Linked DNA regions of Homo sapiens: region 2 is linked to region 1. Evidence: read pairs that join two places in POLR2A ChIA-PET (ENCODE). Cell type or tissue: B cell. All regions are shown on one strand.

What was found. Peaks named below come from ENCODE experiments on the same cell type or tissue, not always from the same donor. Only the 100,000 strongest peaks of a DNase experiment are listed, where the experiment ranks them.
Region 2: POLR2A ChIA-PET joins it to region 1 with 10 read pairs; 2 of 35 experiments call an interaction of 5 or more read pairs at or near these places.

Annotation. Positions count from the first base shown.
Region 1 is chr9:123,194,827-123,198,826 of GRCh38, forward strand. All of the region lies in intron 2 of STRBP (spermatid perinuclear RNA binding protein), which reads right to left. Among named protein-coding and RNA genes, the nearest start is that of STRBP, 72 kb to the right of the region's middle. In B cell, no CTCF peak of the experiment used is centred here; no DNase peak of the experiment used is centred here; H3K27ac peaks cover 247 bases.
Region 2 is chr9:122,938,689-122,942,688 of GRCh38, forward strand. RABGAP1 (RAB GTPase activating protein 1) reads left to right here and starts at 2,332. Exons shown (of 26, transcript NM_012197.4): 1 at 2,332-2,405. LOC105379839 (a long non-coding RNA gene) reads right to left here and starts at 2,560. Exons shown (of 2, transcript XR_001746924.3): 1 at 2,451-2,560; 2 at 1,888-2,247. RefSeq lists enhancers at 1,872-1,941, 2,131-2,855 and silencers at 2,102-2,261, 2,272-2,601. In B cell, no CTCF peak of the experiment used is centred here; a DNase peak (open chromatin) is centred at 2,243; H3K4me3 peaks cover 1,505 bases; H3K27ac peaks cover 1,469 bases.

The DNA.
Region 1 (4,000 bases):
CTTAGTTCTCCTCCTACTTTATAAATTACTCCCTTGTATCCTTTTCTTCTTTATCTCCACAACCTCTAAACGCTGAAGTGCCTCAAGACTCAGCCCTCAGACTTCATCTCTTCTCTATCTTACCTTCAACATTCCCTTGGCAATGTTATCTAGGTTTGAGACTTTAAATACCATCTATATACTGAGGATCTCCCAAATTCATATGGACCTGAGTTCCAAATTCACATTCAAATAAATAATCAACACATCCACTTGGATGTTTAATAAGCATCTTAAACCTAATGCATCAAAAACAAAAAACAAAACAAAACAAAACAAAAAACCACACAAGTTTGCTCCTCCTGGTCTTCCCTCCCTCAAGAGAAGGCAACTACTTCATCCCTTTAATTGTTCATGCCAAAAACTTGAAAGTCATCCCTGACTCCTTTCTTCCTCCCACATCTCACATCTGATCCATCATTAAATCCTGTTACCTATACCTTACAACACTATCTAAAATCTGACTATTGGGAAGTCCTAGCTAAAATAATCAGACAAGAGAATGAAATAAGGAGCATTCAAATTGGAAAGAAGCCAAATTATCCTTATTTGCAGATAATATGATCTCATATTTGCAAAAACCTGAAAACTGCACCAAAAAAACTATTAGAACTGACAAACAAATTCAGTAAAGTTGCAGGATACAAAATCAACATACAAAAATCAGTAGCATTTCTATATGCCAACAGCAAACACTCTGAAAGAAATCAAGAAAATAATCCCATTTATAATGGCTGTGAATAAAACTAAATACCTAGGACTAAACGTAGCCAAAGAAGTGAAAGATCTCTACAATGAAAACTATAAAGTGCTGATGGAAGAAATTGAAGAGGACACAAAAAAATTGAAAAGATATTCTATATTCATGGATTGGAAGCGTCAATATTGTTAAAATGTCCATACCATCCAAAGCAATCTACAGGTTCAATGCAATCTCTGCTAAAATACTAATGACAGTCTTCACAGAAATAGAAAAAAATAAAATCCTAAAATTTACACAGTACCACCAAAGACCCAGACTAGCCAAAACTATCGTGAGTAAAAAGAACAAAACTGGAGGAATTACATTATCTGACTTCAAATTATATGACAGAGCTGTTGTAACAAAAACAGCATAGTGCTGGCATAAAAACAGACACATGCTGATATAAAAACAGACACAAAGACCAATGGAACATAATAGAGAACCCAGAAGTAAATCCATACATCTCCAGTGGATATTCATTTGTGACAAAGGTTCAAAGAACATACACTATGGAAAGGACAGGGTCTTCAATAAATGGTGCTGGGAAAACTGGATATCCATATGCGAAAGAAGGAAATTAGACCCCTATCTTTCATCATATACAAAAATCAAATCAAAGTGGATTAAAGAATTAATCTAAGGCCTGAAACTATAAAACTACTAAAAGAAAACATTGAGAAACTATCCAGGACATTGGACTGGGCAATGCTGTATTGAGTAATGCCCCACAGCAAAGGCCACCAAGGCAAAAATGGACAAATGGTATCACATCAAGTTGAAAAGCTTCTGCAAAGCAAAGGAAACAATCAACAAAGTAAAGAGACAACCCAAAGAATGGAAGAAAATAGTTCCATTAGATGCAAACTATCCATCTGACAACAGATTAATAACCAAAATATACAGGGAGCTCAAACAACTCAATAGGAAAAAAAAATCTAATAACCCAATTAAAAAATGGACAAAAAATTTGAATAGGTACTTCTCAAAAGAAGGCATACTAATGGCAAACAGGTGTATGAAATGGTACTCAACATCACTGATCATCAGAGAAATGCAAATCAAAACTATAATGCGATATAATCTTATCCCAGTTAAAATGGCTTTTATCCAAAAAGCAGGCAATAACAAATGCTGGCAAAGATATATAGAAAAGGAAACCCTTGTATACTGTTGGTAGGAATGTAAATTAGTTCAACCAGTTTGGAGAACAGTTTGAAGGTTCCTCAAAAAACTAAACATGGAACTACTATATGATTCAGCAATCTCACGGCTAGGTATATACCCAAAAGAAAAGAAATCAGTACATCGAAAAGGTAACTGCACTCCCATGCTTATTGCAGCACTATTAACAATAGCCAAGATTTGGAAGCAACCTAAATGTCCGTGAAGAGACGAATGAATAAAGTAAATATGGTACATATACATAATGGAGTACTATTCTGCCATAAAAAAGAATGAGATCTTGTTACTTGCAACAACAACATGGATGGAACTGGAAGTCATTAGGTTAAATGAAGTAAGCCAGACACAGAAAAAAAAACTTCAAATGTTCTTACTCATCTGTGGAAGCTAAAAATTAAACAATTAAACTCAAAGAAATAGAGAGCAGAATGATGGTTATCAGAGGCCGAGAGGGTGGGGAAGAAGTGGAGATGGTATATGGGTACAAAAAACATAGTTAAATAGAAGGAAAACAATCTAGTATTTGATAACACAACAGGGTGATTACAGTCAGTAATTTTTTTTATTTCAATTCCTTTTGGGGTACAAGTGGGTTTTGTTACATGGACGAAATATAAAATGGTAAATTCTGAAATTTTAGTGCACTCATCACCCAAGTAGTGTACACTATACCTAATGTGTAGTTTTTTGTTAATCCCAGGCTCCCCTCCCGCCGTGCCTCTTCTGAGTCTCTAAAATTCATTATATCACTCCGTATGCCTTTGGGTACTCATAACTTAGCTTTCACTTACTCATAGCTTGGCTTTCCACTCCTGTGATACTTCACTTAGAATAATGGCCTCTAGCTCCATACAAGTTGCTGTGAAACATATTTCTTTTTTTTTTTTTTTTTTTTTTTTTGACACGGAGTCTCGCTCTGTCACCTAGGCTGGAATGCAGTAGCGCGATCTCAGCTCACTGCAACCTCCACCTCCCGGGTTCAAGCGATTCTCCTGCCTCAGCTTCCCGAGTAGCTGGGATTACAGGTACCAGCCACCATGTCCCGCTAATTTTTGTATTTTTAGTAGAGACAGGGTTTCACCCTGTTGGGTGGCTTGTCTCAAACTCCTGACCTCAAGTTATCTGTTTGCCTAGACCTCTCAAAGTGCTGGGATTACAGGCGTGAGCCACGGAGCCTGGCTCTGTCTTTTTAATAATGACCATTCTTTCAGGAGTAGGGTGGTATCTCACTGTGGTTTTAATCTGCATTTCCCTGGTGATTAGTGATGTTGAGCATTTTTTTCATATGTATCCTGGCCATTTATATATTTTCTTTTCAGAAATGTCTATTCATGTCTTTTGCCTACTTTTTATTTTTTATTTTTTTGAGACAGAGTCTCACTCCATCACCCAGGCTGAAGTGCAATGGCACGATCTCAGCTCACCGCAATCTCCACCTCCTGGGTTCAAGCAAATCTCCCACCTCAGCCTCCCAAGTAGCTAACTGGCACCCGCCATCATGCCAGGCTAATTTTTTTTGTATTTTTGTAGAGACACATTTTCACTATATTGGCCAGGCTGGTCTTTAACTCCTGACATCAGGTGATCCACCCACCTCAGCCTTCCAAAGTTCTGGGATTACAGGTGTGAGCCACGGCGCCCGGCCTTTTGCCTGCTTTTTAATGGGATTTTTTTTTTCTTGATTTGAGTTCCTTATAGATTCTGGATACTAGTCCTTGGTTGGACGCGTAGTTTGAAAATACTTTCACCTATTGTGTGGGTTGCCTGTTTACTCTATTATTTCTTTTGCAGAAGCTTTTTAGTTTAATTAGGTCCCATTTATTTATTTTTGTTTTTGTTGCATGTGCTTTCGGGGTCTTAGCCATAAATTCTTTGCCTAGGCCAATGTCTAGAAGAATTTTTCCAACATTACCTTCTAGAATTTTTATTGTCTCAGGTCTTACATTTAAGTCCTTGTTCCATCTTGATTTTTGTATATAGTGAGAGATAGACAGTTTCATTCATCTACTACATGTAGCTTGCCAATTTTCCCAG
Region 2 (4,000 bases), 260 kb before region 1:
ACATAATATCTAACATGTTAGATTCATAACGTTGTATGTAATATAATGAAACATGAAGTATAACCTGTCACTTGTGAGGTATACTAGTCTGATATGTTTGACTTGAATCCACTGAGTCTTCAAATATAACTTTCTTGTTCAAGAAATACAAGGCTTGCAGGAACAAGCTCAATGACTTCATGAGGAAGCAACCACTCAGATAAAAACATTTTGCACTTCAAGTGGCCTGATTTCTACAGTGAACAAGAATCTTTTAATTTTTTTTTAAGTGCCATAATTAAAAAGTCAAGGGATGTAACCAGATGGAATGTATGGTCCTGAATTGGATAATTTGGGTATACTGGTTGTAGAAAAATATAATTTGGTCAACAGAATATTTGATTGTAGTTAGGTATTATGTGAGAGGAAATTTTCCTGTAACATTACTGAGTTAAGAAAGCCAACTGTAAAAATAACTTTAGATGGATAGAAAATGTGAATGTGATCTAGGAATTAGGTGAGAAGAAAATGTACTGAAATAAGGTAGATATTTTTAATTGAAAAAGGAGATGACTAAAGTGATCTCATTTTGAAAAAAAAAATACACACACACAGAAGGATATACTCTAAAGTATTAACATTGGCCCTGGGAATGCCATGGTTTTTTTTTGTTTTTCATTAAAACATAGAGACACGGTCTCACTATGTTGCCCAGGCTGGTCTCGAACTCCTAGGCTCAAGCCATCCTCCCACCTCAGCCTCCCAAAGTGTTAAAATTACAGGCATGAGCCACCACACCTGGCCTTTTTTATTAAAAAAAATTTTTTTTAAATGCAATGTTTTCTTTTTTTGTTGTTGTTTTAGCTTGTGTCTATTCTCCAAAGCATGTTGTACTGATTGTGTAGTACAATTTTATTTAAAAATGTATGTTAAGATTTACATAAATATTTGGGGTGTCCATGAATCAAGAAATACATGAAAGTATGGGCACCAAAACGTTAAAAGTGGTTTTGTTGGGAGTTCAGGGGATTTTACTTTCTCCCTAATACTTTATTCTTTGAATATCTTGAAATGGATATTTTGTAACTGTATAAGGAGAAAGGAAGCGAAACTATTTTTCTGCAGGGGTACACCCACATCTATTGTATTAGACAAATCACAGAGGGATTGCAACAGAACACAGATTTTTCTCACTGTTTTTTCTCTGGTTGATCGGGATGCATTATCCACCAGAAAACACTGTAGACGACTCACTCACCAGGAAAAGAGCATATGCCAGTTGGAATAAATAAAGGGGAAGAGTAAGGAAGAGGCTGTAGAATTATTTTATAAATTATCAAGTCTTATGAGCCAGGTGCAGTGGTGCATGCCTATGTACAGTCCCAGCTACTCAGGAGGCTGAGGTGGTAGGATAGCTTGAGCCCAGGAGTTCGAGGGTGGAGTGTGATATGATCGTCTGTGAATAGCCACAGCACTGCATCCTGGACAAGATAGGGTCTCTTTAAAAATAAGACTTAACTAGCACTTTAATAATCATTGTTTTTGTTCCCAACTGCATTGTACATTCATTGAGGACAGGGACTTTAAACTTCATTATATTGCTGTTGCTGTGTTTCACCTTTGAATGATTTTTAAATAAAAATCTCATCTTTGAGTCACAATCTGATGTAACCTTGTCCATTTCTGTCCTCTTGTGTGCCTTAAATGCCTTTAGGCAGCTGTGTTGTACCAGTGGTTTTAGGACTTGGCAGTCGGAAGTTTTGACTTCTAGACTGGATTCTGTAACTAAAGCTAAATTACTTTATAAAAGGAGAAAAATGGTACCATTCTGACGGGTTTGTGGTGAAGCTGAAATGAGATAGCCACATAAAGAACCATCACAATCCCTGACACACCGTGCGCCCTCAGTAAATGCCAGGTGAATTTTATTACACTGTGAAGTACTGATTTTCAAACAGGACTTGCACATGAAAGGTGAGCAGGGGGATTCCTTGCTCAAGCACCAGTACTCTGGGGTTGTACCCTTTGTTAGGCTCAACAGGTACTACCCAGTCCGCTTCCATCGTCCCCAGTCCCGGCTGCAGTCACGTAGTTGGCTGTCCAACTCCAAATACACAAGACAGCCCAGGTCCAGCTCACAGCCAGTGCACTTCGCGCAGGCGCACAGTCCTGAGGCGGGCTGAAAGCCCAGGTGGGGCTCGGAGAAGAGGAAGCTCCGCCTCGCTTCCCGGTATTGGGCCAATAGGGTCGCTCGTCATGGTCGCAGACCTATGAGACGGGGCAGGGGGCGGGGCGGAGGGCGGAAGAAGTCGCTCTCACGTGAGTAAAGGGGTGGGGGGGCGGGGACAGGGCGGTTTGGGAGGCCCAGGCGGCGGAGCCTCCGGGACGGCGAGCGGCGGGCGGCGGAGGAGGAGACGGCAGGTCGGGTAGGGCCGTGTTTCCCCTCCTCCTCCTCCCACCCTCCTACCTACCAACCCCAGGGGTATTTTCCGACGGCCCCTGCGGGGAGCCAAGCTGTCTTCTCATCCCGCGGGGTCGGGCCAGTGGAGCTGCTCTCAGCTCCCTCGACGGGCCGAGTTCTGAGGGGAGCCGTGATTGGGGGGAGGGGGAACTGCGACGGAGGGGAGAGGGCGCATGCGCAGGCTGGGCCGCTCTGGGAGCCCCTGCCCAAACCGGTTCCCCCTGTCTGTGTGGGTGCCGGTCTTCTGAGTCTTGCGTTTTTGGCCCTCCCTCTGGTCCCCCAGCAAAGCCGGTTTGTGTCTTGACTTTAATGTTTTATGCTTGGTCCTATTTGGGAATCCAGCCGCTCCCCCCCGCCTCAGTTTCTCCCCATTGCTCACTAGGCCTGTATCTGTGACTTAAGCTAGCCTGGGCCTCAGGCTGTCCTGGGCTGCGCCTAAATTTCAAAGACTTGCTAGTTTTCACTGTCGCTTTGCCATCTCAGGTTGGTCTTTCAGTCTCATTTCCCCGTCTGCAATTAAAGCGTTCTTGGCATCCCAGTCTTCTCATCTCCTTGAAGCAGCTACCCCAGTACCTCATCGCTGTGTCTTTTGATTATCCGCACCCTTAGGGTTTTACGTGTTGAGCCAAAGGATAACCTCAAGACTTCCAGGAGTTCGCTGTCCATTGCCTGGTAGTACTTTGGTCTCTGCTCTTCTGCATCCAGACTGTTTATCATCTGCTCCTGCGTTTCACGCATCTGCATACCTTTGGTTACTCGAGAATTCTTTTTTGGAAACAAATGTCCTAGGAGACCGTGTTAAGTGATCATGCTGCTAGTGTTCCCGCTACTAGTGCTCCGTTAGTTTTAAATCATGTTCCAACTTGAATTTGAGGTCTTTTGACTTTCGTTGGCTTTTTGTCAGGGAAAAAAACCTGTTAGGGACAGGGTTTCACAATTCCTTTTATATTTCCATTCACATGTATTTACAAACGTGTGCCTGGAGTAGTAAGTACACAATAAGTGAGTTTCCAGCTGTTTTTGTTTCGGAAACAAAAAACAAAACAAAACAAAACAAAAAAACAACGGAAGGTGAATGGAATTGTGTTTGTAACATTAAACTGATGTTTGAAAAGTAGTTGGGAAAAAAAGCTTAGGTACTAAGGAGGGTTCATCCAACTTTTTTTTAAACGAAGGACGTGTTGCCTTAGTTCAAGTTTGTATAAGGTGCTATTTAATATGTATTGAAGACTTAACTAGAGCTTACTTATGAAAACTGAAAATAGGGGCCGGGTGCGTTCACGCCTGTGATCCAGCATTTTAGGAGGTTGAGGCGGGTGGATCACAAGGTCAGGAGTTCGAGACCAGCCTGTCCAATATGGTGAAACCAGGTCTCTACTGAAAATACAAAAATTAGACGGGCGTAGTGGCAGGCGCCTGTAGTCCCAGCTAATCGGGAGGCTGAGGCAACAGAATCGCTTGAACCCGGGAGGCAGAGGTTGCAGTGGGCCGATATTGTGCCATTGCACTCCAGTCTGAGCAACAGAGCGAGACTCCGTCTCAAAAAAAAAAAAAAAAAAA